Regions from separate parts of the Homo sapiens genome. Here region 2 is linked to region 1. Evidence: chromatin contacts called from ENCODE Hi-C or POLR2A ChIA-PET data. All regions are on one chromosome and are shown on one strand. The core of a region is the stretch at or near the end of the contact, and the rest is flanking DNA. Distances in the headings are between cores, read along the strand shown.

Region 1 (6,375 bases), core at 1,738-4,237:
CTCAGCAAGATTTCTGAATAGAACTAACTTTAATTCATTAAGGTGGCCAGGCAAGGTGTCTCATGCCTGTAATCCCAGCACTTTGGGAGGCCGAGGCGGGCAGATCACTTGAGGTCAGGAGTTTGAGACCAGTCTGGCCAATATGGCAAAACCTCGTTTCTCCAACAAAAAAAAAAAAGATACAAAAATTAGCTGGGCATGGTGGTGCACGCCTGTAGACCCAGCTACTCAGGAGGCTGGGCAGGAGAATCACTTGAACCCGGGAGGTGGAGGCTGCGGTGCGTCGAGATGGCACCACTACACTCCAGCCTGGGCAACGGAGCAAGACTCCATCTCAAGAAAAAAAAAAATTAAGAGGCTCAATTCTTTTTTCTTTAGTCAACATAGGCAAAGGAACACTTTGATGAGACGGGAGATACAGTGGGAGCCATCAGCCTCACTTTCTTACTCTAGTCACCAAGTGGTGCTCATCCAAAGGGGAGGAAATGGGGGATGCGGCCACTCAGGTTGCACTGCTGAGGAGTGTTGGAGCTGGGATGCTGCCTGACTCAAGAGAGAGATGGAGCCACAGACACATGGAGGCAAACTGAAGAAAGACAGATAAAGGAGGCAGCTTTTCAGGAATGCGACCCCGGGGTTGGGGAAGGTGGAGAAGAAGGGAGGGAAAACTTGAGGCCTTGCACTCAGCTTTGACAACAACCTCATTCAACCACTAGATGTCACCAAACACAAAACCCGTTAGAAACGGAGAAATGAAGCCAAGGAATCTTGATCCCAAAGAATTCCTGGACTCAGCCCTGGAAAAGTCTTAAAGCTAAGGAATGTGGCATGCAGATCACTCTAGGTAAAGCAGGACTGACTTTTATAACTGTCACCAAAGGAGACGCCACATCTCTGGTGTCCTGGCGCCTGCATCTCAAACACACAGCATCTTAGTTAATTCTCAGAACATGCCCGGCAGGGCAGGACCACCACTATCCCCATTTCACAGGTGGGAGCACTGAGGGCCCAAGAGGTTGTTACCTCCTCAAGTCCACACAGCTAGGAAGGGGCTGAACTAGGATTGCAGCCAGGACTCTCTGACTTTCCACCTGGGCTCTTTCATCTATACCATGACATCTATCCCAGGGACATGACCCGCTACCACCATTACAGAAACACCACAGCCACAGGTTCCAAGGCAGACCAGGGCATTTCTTTAGTTCATTAAACTCCATTATTCTAATATAATTACTCCTTGATTTTACAGCAGCAAATTATAATAGCCAGTAGTGGAGAACAGTAACCTGGATTGCCAGAAACAGCAGAAGGTTTTGGTTTGGGTTTGTTTTTTCACTTTTGACGTTTATTGTATAGGTTGCACTTCATTTGGGGGAGTCCGAGGGGGAGTGTTTTGTGTGGTTTTAAATCAACCTATTTAGCTTCTCAATGTCATTGGGCATTGGATAAAGATCTGAGTGTATATGTTGTCTGATACAGAAAGTGAGTGAGAATGTAGGTAGAAAAAAGAAAAACAGCACATGAAGAGATGTAGAAAGCTCAGCTAAGCTCAAACTCTCCCAGTGAAACACCAAAAGTACAGGGACAACAGTAGTTTGGAATGAAGCATTGCTCCTCATACAGCAGAAGAGAAACTGGAACATCCTAACATCAGCACCAAAGCAGTTTTCCATGTCCTCATTCCCTCATTCATGCATTCATTCAAATATTTACCAGGAGCCACAAACGTGACCAAAACATGCCCTTGCCTTTACAACTGCTCCCTGTGGTAGAGGAGACCTCTAAGCGAATAATCAGAATACAACACACTTAGTGTTATATCTGAGATACACACAAGGTGCTACTGGACAGATAAAACAGGGAAGGAAAAAGAAGACGTTAAACATGGGTTTAAAAGATGAATAGAAGTTCAAGTACAGAAGGGCAGCCAGGCAACAGGAATGAGAAGTGCAAGAGCACAGCATGGAGCAAAAGGGCAGGAGAAGGTCACAGGATGGCAAAAGTTTTCATGCATGTGAGGGACTGGGAAACTTGTAGGGTTTGGGAAGGTGGAGCAGGAAGAGGCAGGAAGGGTAGGCAGGGGCTAGATACAGAGCCACAGGCCCCTGAGCACTTGCGATGTGCTGGTCTGAACTGAGATGTGCTGTGGGTGTAAAATACACACCGATTTTGAAGACTCAGTGGGAGCAAATAAAGTAAAATACCTCATTAATATTTTTACATTGTTTGGCTGTTGAAATGATAATATTTGGGTTATACTGAGCTAAATAAAATATATTATTAAAATTAACTTCACTCATTTGTTTTGACTTTGTTAGTGTGGCTGCTAGAAAATTTAAGATGACATATATGGCTTACAATCACCTCCACTGGGCAGTGCTGGGCTCATTCAAGCATGAGAACATCGGATTCCATCATAGGGGTCTTGGGGCTCATCTGGTAGCAACAGGGAGTCACCAGAAATTCCAGAGCAAAGGAGCAATTCAGTCCGCTGAAGGTTTAGGAACACCTTCAGTGGCTTCAGGTTGGTGGGGTAAAGCAGTGGTCGGGGAAGGCACTCTGGGGGACATTAAGCTTCCTAAGTCAGGAATGTTTAGGTCTGAATAAAGCAGAGAAGGAAAATGTGGGAGAGCTATTTAAGAGAAGAGAAAATAATTGACAAATCAAAATCAGATTATTACACTACAAAACCATCACAGGATTCAATTACAGTCCTTTGTGGGGAAATGCCTCCTCCTCCATCCCCCCCACGTCCCCAACTCCCACCAGATCACATAGTGTAACCTTCCTGGCTGATGTAACACACAAAGCTGAAAAGATAGTTTTCAGGACACAGGAAAAGCAAGTGGCAATGCTTAAGAGAAGAACTTACTCCTCTTTCCTTGTTAAGGATCCAGGAGGCAAACCTAACCCCGCTGGGCCCCAGACAGCAATTCCTAACAGTGTGCTCTTTTATACCTTCCTTCAAGGCTGCTGACAGGAAAGGCCGTTGCCAAGGAAACAGGCTGAGCCAGGAAGCTGACTGGAGCAAACACAGACAGTCTCACGGCCGCTCTGTGGACAGAGCGGACCAGTTGGTAAATATTTCACCAGGCACATACCAGAGACGCAAAGCAAACAGTATGTCATCCCAGCGCTGGGCTGGAATCGTTCCACGAGGAAATGTTGAACTCAGAAGCTGTGCAGCTTCGTTCCCATGTTACAAAGGATGACCTCCCAATATGACAGGGCTTACAGTGGGGCATTGGGACACTTTGCTAGAGTGGGATTATAGCACTCTATATGTGCGAGTTCCACATCTGCGGATTCAACCAAATGAAAAATATTCTCCAAAAAATGTACAAATAATACGAATTGTAAAGTACATTAAATAAATAAAATATAAACTAACTACGTAGCATTTACATTGTATTAGGTATTATAAGTAATCTAAAGTACATAGGTTACAGGCAAATATGCTATTTTACATAAAGGACTTGAGCAGGAGCAGTTTTTGGTATCCGCAATGGCCCTGGAACCAATCCCCTTTGACTGTACTGAGCATCTCCCAGCACAGAGGCTATCAGTGCTGGTGGCAAAAGAGATGTCAAGGTACTCTGGAGAAAAGTAGAAAATCAGTGGGCAAGCTACTTCTCCTTCATGGCAGCCTCAATTTTGCTTACCTTTAAAATGGGTATAATCTTTTAAAGATTATGTAATAGGATGAGCATTCAATGGAATAAAATAGTTTAATAAATAAGATAAATGTGTAGTCGCCTCAATAAATGTTAGTTTCACTTTCCGCTCCAGTGTGTAACATCTAGAATTAAAGATATTCTGTGTACAGTTTGAATGCCAACTATTTAGATACAACACTTCTATTAAGTAAGCCTAAGTCTGTCTTAGCTTCCTCAGTATATAACACTGAATACAACCACAGAGGGATTCTTTTTGCTTTGTATCTTTTACGTGAATGGCAGGTAAGTCACATCTCCTGGATTTTTTACTGATGTAATTGATGATCTGGGCTCAAGTCCTGAACATGCAAACCATTCCAGTGAATTCCATTTTATTAGATTGAAGCCATAGCTCTAGCCTAGCAAGATCACTTGAAAGCTGTCCTCTGTCCTCAGGGAGCTTCATGTCTGGGGCAGTGGTTTTTAAAACGTGGTCTCTTGACCTCAGAATTAACTGAGGTGATTGGTTAAAAAGGTGAGTTTTCAGTCTTCATCTTAGACCTATTGAATCAGAACATCTGGAGGCAGGTCCCAGAAACTTGCAATTTTAGCAAACTTTCCAGTTTACACTCATGCACAATAAAGTTTGAAAAATCAATTTTCTTCATTATTTCTGCATTTTAGAAATTGGTCCTTGGACCACCTGCATTTGATGCCTGTTGAAATGCAGGTTTCTGAACATCATCCACATGTAAGGAATCATAGTCTCTGGACTCAAGAACCTGCCTGTGTAACAAACTCTCCAGTTGATTCTTACTCACACTAAAAGCTGAGAACCAATGGCCTAGTGAATCGTAAAGAAATACTCCTCAAACTTGGCATTGGTGTGCATAGGAAGTGCCTGGAGAGCTTGTTAAAGCAGAGATCGCTGAGCCCACCTCCAGAAAATCTGACTCACTAGGTTTGGGGAGGGATCCAAGAACTTATATTTCTAACAAGCTCCCAGCTGATGGAAATGCTGCTGATCCACAGATCACACTATGGGCAGTTGTGGTGTTAAACTCATAATAGTCTATATAGTTTTAAAAATACACCCATATCTAAAGAATCTATACAAATCCTATTGAAACAAAAATGGCCATGCCTTATTGTAACCTGGGAAAGGTTTGTGTATGCATGTGGTAAAATACACATAACATAAAATTTACCATTTTAACCATTTTAAAGTAGACAATTCAGTGGGCATTTAATACATACACAATGCGGAGCCACCATCACTACTGTCTAGTCCCAGAATTGTTTATCTCCCCAAAAGGAGACTCCATACTCATTCAGTAGCCACTCCCCATTCCTGCTTCCCCTCAGTCTCTGGCGACCACTAATCTGATTTTTCTCTCTATTAATTTGTCTTTTCTGGATATTCCACATAAATGAAATCATACAATATATGGCCTTTGGCATATGGCTTCTTTCACTTAGCAAAATGTTTTCAAGGTTCATCCATGTTGTAGAATGAACCAGTGATTTATTCTAGATCACCTTTTGTTTATCCATTCATCAGCTGATAGATGTAGGTTATTTCCACCTCTTGACTACTGTTAATAGTGCTGCCATAAACAATAGTGTGCAAGTTTTTGTTTGAACATCTGTTATCAATTCTTGGGGGTATACGCTTAGGAGTGAAATCACTAGGTCACATAATAAGTTTGTGTTTAACTTATTGAGGAATTGTCAAATTGTTTTCCACAGCAGGCTATACCATTTTACATTTTAGTCAGCAATGTATTAGGGTTCCAATTTCTCCACATACTCACCATCACTTGTGATTTTCCTTTTTTTATTATGACCATCCCAGTGAGTGTGAAGTATCATCTCATTGCAGTTTTGATTTTTATTTCCTCAGTGACTAATAACATTGGGAATCTGTTCACACCCTTACCGGCCATTTGTGGATCTGCTACGGAGAAATATCTATTCAGGAACTTTGACCATTTTTTAATTGGGTAATTTGTCTTTTTTGTTGTTGAGTTGTAAGTTAGTTATATATCCCTGATACTAACCCCTTATCAGATATGTGATTTATACATATTTTATAAATATTTACATAATTTTAAATAATCTATTTAAAATAAAATATTTTTAAATAATCTATTTAAAATAAAATATTTTTAAATAATCTATTTAAAAGAAAATATTTTTAAATAATCTATTTAAAAGAAAATATTTTTAAATAATCTATTTAAAAGAAAATATTTTTAAATAATCTATTTAAAAGAAAATATTTTTAAATAATCTATTTAAAAGAAAATATTTTAACTTCAAATAATCTATTTAAAATAAAATATTTTAACTTCAAATAATCTATTTAAAATAAAATATTTTAACTTTAAATAATCTATTTAAAATAAACTATTTTAACTTTAAATCATCTATTTAAAATAAAATATTTTACTTTAAATCATCTATTTAAAATAAAATATTTTAGATAGGTAAAATATTTGTAAATATTTTATCCCGTTGTCTTTTCACTGTCCTGATAGACCATACCTTTTTGAAGATTAATTAAATTCCAAGGCAATGACAGTTCTACAAAAGTTCATAACTGGCAAAGACTTGGAATCCGTGCTGTCAAAGTCTCTCAGAAAAAAAAAACTGAGGCCCAGAGAGCTACAGAGGCTGTTTCAGGGTCTCATGGGAACTCCCCAGCACTGGAAGGGCT
Region 2 (6,375 bases), core at 1,767-4,266, 150 kb after region 1:
TTATGAGCAATGGCTGAAAGTGCTATGTTTAGCATAGAGAAGAAGCTCAGGAGGACATGAGAGCTGCTTTCAAATATCTGAAGGGCTGTCACAAGGAAGAAGAATTCAAACTTTTTCTGTGTGGCTCCACAGGGCGAAGCCAGTGCAATGCCAGTGACGTCAAGGAAGATTTGGGCTATGTAGAAGTCAGCTCGGTACTGACCAGCAGTCAGGGCTGTCAGAGGATAAAATGGGTTGTCTCCAGAGAGACTGAGCTCCCCGTCACTGGAAGTCATCAAGCACAACAGAACGACCACCTCAGAGGGGTACTAAGAAGGTCGTCGCTGGCCAAGATGCTCCCTGTGGGCCCTTTTATCTCCAGGAACTGAGCCTTTTTCCTGGGAGGCCTCAGGAAGGAAACACCGCCTCTAGTCAAGGTGTAGCAAAGCACCTTTTTCTTAAATTCTCCGGCCAACCCCTCTCAACAGCTGCCATCCCACTGACTCCTTCTCCTAAATTAGGCTCCCTGGGGCCTCACACAGGGGTTAGAGCTCAGAGACAAGGGCTCCAGAAAGTAATTAAGTCCATGCTATCATCACTCAACTTGTCCTAAAGAACACCGAAGCCCCAAGGGCAGGTGGCCAAGTTTCCTCAAATTACCATTCTTGTAGCAGATTTTGGCCCCTTGTCCCTGAGGGCCCAGGCCTCAGCAAGGCGACACCTGCCAAATGGCAACCAAAATAGAGCTGAGCCCTGCGACCCAGGCTATCACCCAGAAAAGGGGACGTTTAGTCAAGGACATGGGGAAGTGGCTTCCCGCATCCTTGCCCCTTCTCCCTCCACTGGGGTCTGCAGTTGTTTTCTTCTTAATCAGCCAAACAGTCAGGAATGAGGGACAATCCCAGCCGTGAGATGGAAGTGAGACATGTTCAGATGGGCGAGACTGGGCATGAGTCTTGGGCGTGGGAGAACAGCAGGGCTTCGGAGCACAAGAAGTTCCTGAGAACACCCAATCCCCTTGCTCGGCAGACATGAGCTAGTGCTCGGCAGACATGCTAGGCATTTTGCTATAGGGCAGACTCGGTTCTAATGGTGGGAAAGAAAGGGAATAACAAATGAACAAACGTTCTGTTTTGTGGCATTTGAATACACTGGAGCCCAGAGAGGTTGAGTGACTTGGCCAGGGTCACAGAGCAATGGCAAGGCTAAGGGTCAGACCAGGCTTCCTCTCAGCTTTGGTCAAAGTGTTGTTAGAAATGTCAGCCCCGCTGGGCCCAGAAGCACAAAGGAGGCCCTTGCATCCTCCAGTCTACCAACTCTCTCGTCTCTGGAACCTCTTTTTTTCAGGGAATCAGAGTTTCCTGAGAATAAAAGCTCCTAAGGCAGTAGCCAATACACAGTCTCTGAGTGTCTACAGGAGGGAGGTTGGAACCTCACAGAGTAGACAACACCCAGAAGAGCTTAGGGACTCCAAAGACATTGGCAGTAATGCCTCCTTATCTGTGGTTTTACTTTCCACAGTTTCAGTTACCCTAGGTCAACCACAGTTTGAAAAGATTAAGTAAAAAATTCCAGAAATCAACAATTCATGAATTTTAAATTGCACACCGCCATTCTGAGTAGTATAGTGAAATCTCACACTGTCCCTCTCCATCCCACCTGGGACTTGAATCTTCCCTTTGTCAAGCATATGCACACTGTCTGTGTCACCCACCCTATTATACAATGTGATTGCATAGGGGCCGGGCACGGTGGCTCGTGCCTGTAATCCCAACACTTTGGGAGGCTGAGGCAGGCAGATCACTTGAGGCCAGGAGTTCGAGAGCAACCTGGCCAACATGATGAAACCCCATCTTTACTAAAAATACAAAAATTAGCTGGGTGCAGTGGCGCATGCCTGTAATCCCAGCTACTTGGGAGGCTGAGGCTGGAGAACCGCTTGAACCTGAGAGGGGGAGGTTACAATGAGCCAGGATCACACCACTGAACACTAGCCTGGGAGACAGAGCGAGACTCTGTCTCAAAAAAAAAAAAAAAAAGTGATTGCATAGGAGAAAAACATAGCAAACATAGCATACATAGGATTTGGTACTATCTGTGGTTTCAGGCATCCACAGGGAGTCTTGGAACCTACCCCTCGCAGATAAGGGAGGGTTACTGTGCTTCCTTCCCAAATGTCCCCTGTTGGGATAATTGTAAACATAAAGGACATGGGAAGAAAGATGAAGACATGCGAAAGGAGGAGAAAAGGCAGATGAAGACACTGCCAAAATGGGTGGACCACATCTGAATCCTCACCCAAATAAATCAACTTTAAATAAATATGTTTACCTACCAGAAATGACATAAGGTTCAACCTAATACACTCTGAAGTATTTGTGGATGAAATAACATAATTATAGGATTTCCTTCAAAATAGCCTAACGGGGGTGCCAGAAGAGGGACGTGCTGACAGATGAAATAACCTCAGTTAATAATCGTTGAACTGCTGGCTGAGTACAAAGGGGCCTTGTTATATTTGCTCTTCCCTCTACTGTTGTATACATTTGAAATGTTCCATAATTAAAGTTTGAAAAAATATGTTGCCAATATTTTGAGCATCACTGCTAATGTCACAGCCTAGAAAGAGAATTTTTAAAAGGATGTGAATATTTTGCAAAGGTCAATTTTGGTATCCATAATTATGTTAGTTCTTATTAGTCTTCCTGGAAGTCATTTGGCCAAACTGCTATTGAATGGGACAAGGACTGGGAAAATTACACTCATCAAAATAACCCATCAAAATAATGGCAAAAAAGAAAAACTCAACAAAATAATGACAAAACTGTTTCTCATCCTCACTTCTTTTCCAAGGGACCAATTTACCAGCTTTGCCTCCTTAGTGGGGAGGGTCCTCTGTGGAAGCACCTAGAAGTGGGGAGCGTTTCTTGTCCATTTAATTGCTTCATGGTTATCTCTGAGCTGGGCTATTGCCCCCTTGGCTCCAGTGATGTCACACACAAGTCGACTTTGGAGATTTAAGCAATCCTTCTGCAGTGCCTGGCCCATCCCAAACTCAGCTGCTCGGATGCCTTCTCTAAATAGAAGCCTTGTTTAGTGATGCCTACCCTTTTGCCTGCCTACAGAAGCCAGGCTGAGAGGCCAAGCTGATTAGTTATGAGCTAATTTTTACCTGTGTCCACCTGTTGATGTCCATTTCCACAGGTCCTGAATAGTGTAGTCACGTGGTGTGTAATATGACAGCCTGTTTTTGAAGCAGGACTGTCCATGGTGTAGAGTATCACTGGCCATTCAGGACATGGCTTTCAGTGCTCCACAAATCTAGCATAAAGTAACATTGACTCATACAGTGAAAAATTGACCATATTCTTTTATCACTTCTCCCCAAATCTACCTGGTTACTTCAAGGAGAAAGTCTCACTTTGAGCTAGGAACGTTGGCTTATGCCTGTTATCTCAGCAAAGGTGGGTGGATCGCTTGAGCCTAGGAATTCAAGACCAGCCTGAGCAACATACTGAGACCATATCTCTGCAAAAAATCCAAAAATTAGCTGGACATGGTAGCATGCACCTGTGGATCCAGCTACTCCGGAGACTGAGGTGGGAGGATCACTTGAGCCTGGGAAGTTGAGGCTACAGTGAGCTGAGATTGTGCCACTGCACTCCAGCCTGGGTAGGCAGAACAAGACCCTGTCTCAAGAAAAAAAAAGTCTCTCTTTGTTGCCACTATGTCTTTATCACCTTTCTAACATACTTAATCTCCCTTTTTAGCAAAAACAAAAGTGTTGTCAGGTATCTAACTAAATAGAATAGTTTGGTTTGATTTCATCATATTTAATTCTGTAGCTACTTTCTATTTATAAAAGTAATGTTGGTATCATGTATAAGCATAAGATGTGATACCAGCCAAATGATGTTAGTTCCCATGTATAACCATAAGACAATGTAATAAAACATAAAGTAAATATAATTCAGATATTCTGAAAATTACAAAGAAATAGATTAAACACACAGCTAATGAAGTTTGCATAGGTCCTTCCTGAAGCTGTCCCAGCACCACTCAATAAAAGAGATAGCATACAGGAGAAAAAGCCAGAGTGAAAAAAGAAGGCAACCTTAATTGATTGGGATTAAGTTATCCAACTTTTCAATTCCAAAAAGCACAGGACCATACGAATACATTTTGTATGTTTTTTTTTTTTTCTCAAAAAGGTATCCTGCCATCACCTAGCCTAGAACTTCAGGAATCATCCTTGCCTTTCCCCTCATATCTCACTTATCATCTCCATCCTTCATAGTTATAACCATCATTATCATTACCATCACAATCACCATGCTCACTTTCACTGTCATCATCATCACCATCATCAATGTCATGACTGTCATCACCACCATCATCATTATCACCATCATTATAACCATTATCATCATCATCATCACCATCATCAGTGTCATCATTATCATCACTATCATCAATGTCATTGCTGTCATCATCACCATCATCATCACTATCATTATCATAACCATTATCATCAACATCATAAATATCATCACTGTCATCACCACCATCATCATCACCATCATCATTATCATAACCATTATCATCACTATCAATGATCACTGTCATGATCATCATCATCACCATTATCACCAACAATAGCCAATAGTATTTACTGAATGCTTCTTATGAACCAGGCATTGTGCTTCACCTCCATTTTAGTTATTTCAGTGAATCCCTCACAAGCAGAGATGCTGTTATCCAGTCTGTCTTACAGAGGATGAAACAGATTTGGAGAGGTTAAATAAACTGCCCATGTTTACACACCAGGTAAGCAGCAGGGTCAGGATTTGAACCCTGGTCTGTGGTTAGAGTCCAAGCTATTAATCACTACACCCTCCTGCCTTTAGTTGAATCACTGACCTACCTTAGACTTTCAGTATTTCTTTCCTCGACTTCAATACTACCTAACCAACCTGCTGTACGCCTATCTCCTCCTTCTCATATGGGAAGTCAGTCATTCTTTCTAAGCCATCAGCACAGTCTATATAACACTCAAATCTTTCCCCACCTAAAATCTTTCAAAGGGGCTTCACCCACTAAATAGTATAAACTCTTTGCACCTATTAGGATTTCTTGATGGAAAGCAACAGGAAAAACTCTGAGTAATTTAAGAAAGGAAAAAAAGGCAAAGACAGGGAATTTATTGGAAGGATCCCAGGTCGTTCATTTAAGCTGAGCCTGGAGCCTAAGATATGGTGAGTACTCATCATAAGTTTGTTAAGTGGATAAATGAATGAAAGCAGAAGTGAAGGAAGGGGGCAGGCTTGGTGGACCCCACTGATTTCTAAGCAGAACTATAGAGATCCACAAAATTGCTTCAGAAACCTGTAGTGGATGAGACTCTGGGCCACACCTACCGCCTCTCACTACTTCCATCTGTTTATGAATTGAGAAGATTTGTGTAGCCAGGCACAGTGGCTCAAGCCCGTAATCCCAGTACTTTGGGAGGCTGTGTTGGATGGATTACCCAAGCTCAGGAGTTTGTGACCAGCCTAGGCAACACGATGAAACCCTGTCTCTACCAAAAATACAAAAAATTATCTGAGTGTGGTGGCACACGCCTGTGGTCCCAGCTACATGGGAGGCTGAGGTGGAAGGATCACTTGAGCCTGGGAGGCAGAGGTTGCAATGAGCTGAAATGGCCCCACTGCACTTCAACTTGGGTGACAGAGTGAGACCCCCTCTCAAAAGGTAAAAAAAGGGAAGATTTGTTTAAGACACATTTTCTAAGGGAGTTTACCTCTTTAAAATCATGGGTAAAGTAAGTAAAGCACCAGCCTGGAATTTGGAGGTATGCATTGTTTTCCTGGTTTTACCACTCGCCAAGTGAATGCTTTGGGGCTAGACATGGCCCCTCTCTCAGCCTCAGTTTCCACATCTATAAGATGGTCACATCCAGCAACTCTAAGTTGCCCACACTCAGGGAGAAGAGCAATGCAAGATGACTACATAAATACTGGATAAGCCCAAACACAAGCCCTGAAGATCTACTTTCTTAATTGCATTTTTAAAGTTAGTATTTAAATGAGCTATACCCAGTCACAGGCAATGGTGAGGCCCCAGGGTAGTGATGGGGAGAGGGCCTTGTCCAGGGTTTCCATAGCTACTTCTAATAATCCACTAAATGCATTTCTAGCATCGGGATAAGTAGTAGGAAGATGAAAATTAAAATAGGTAAGAGGTGGGATTTATCCACCATCCAGCAACTTCATAATGCAATAGAACATAAATTTGGGATGGATTTGTGTGTGTGTGCATGTGTGTGTGTGCACACTCGTGCACATGGGTAAATGTGTGCTCGGTGGAAAATGCCCAAGAAAACTTTTCCAACATTAA

Evidence for each region. Hi-C counts contacts between places; a loop is a spot of excess contacts on that map. ChIA-PET counts read pairs that join two places held with the same protein, here RNA polymerase II (POLR2A). Pooled maps may share reads with other maps.
Region 2: a map of mesodermal cell shows a loop between it and region 1 (5-fold over the local background). The contact joins two enhancer-like sites. A Hi-C loop is called at or near these places in 74 of 168 maps with a recorded cell type or tissue (Caco-2, Calu3, GM23248 and 39 more), 29 of 37 single-sample maps with no recorded cell type and 40 of 50 pooled maps. POLR2A ChIA-PET finds 5 or more read pairs at or near these places in 5 of 52 experiments (AG04450, HEK293, MCF 10A and 2 more).

What each region holds. Positions count from the first base shown.
Region 1 is chr3:8,441,489-8,447,863 of GRCh38, forward strand. The region is part of intron 3 of LMCD1-AS1 (LMCD1 antisense RNA 1); the gene reads right to left. Among named protein-coding and RNA genes, the nearest start is that of LMCD1-AS1, 57 kb to the right of the region's middle. Within about 2 kb of position 2,988, at least 31 of the 41 ENCODE cell types and tissues checked have a DNase peak (open chromatin) inside an H3K27ac peak, as active enhancers do; they include gastrocnemius medialis and psoas muscle, where a contact is called at or near this core.
Region 2 is chr3:8,596,220-8,602,594 of GRCh38, forward strand. All of the region lies in intron 4 of LOC107986009 (a long non-coding RNA gene), which reads right to left. Among named protein-coding and RNA genes, the nearest start is that of LINC00312, 28 kb to the left of the region's middle. Within about 2 kb of position 3,017, at least 2 of the 41 ENCODE cell types and tissues checked have a DNase peak (open chromatin) inside an H3K27ac peak, as active enhancers do; they include gastrocnemius medialis and psoas muscle, where a contact is called at or near this core.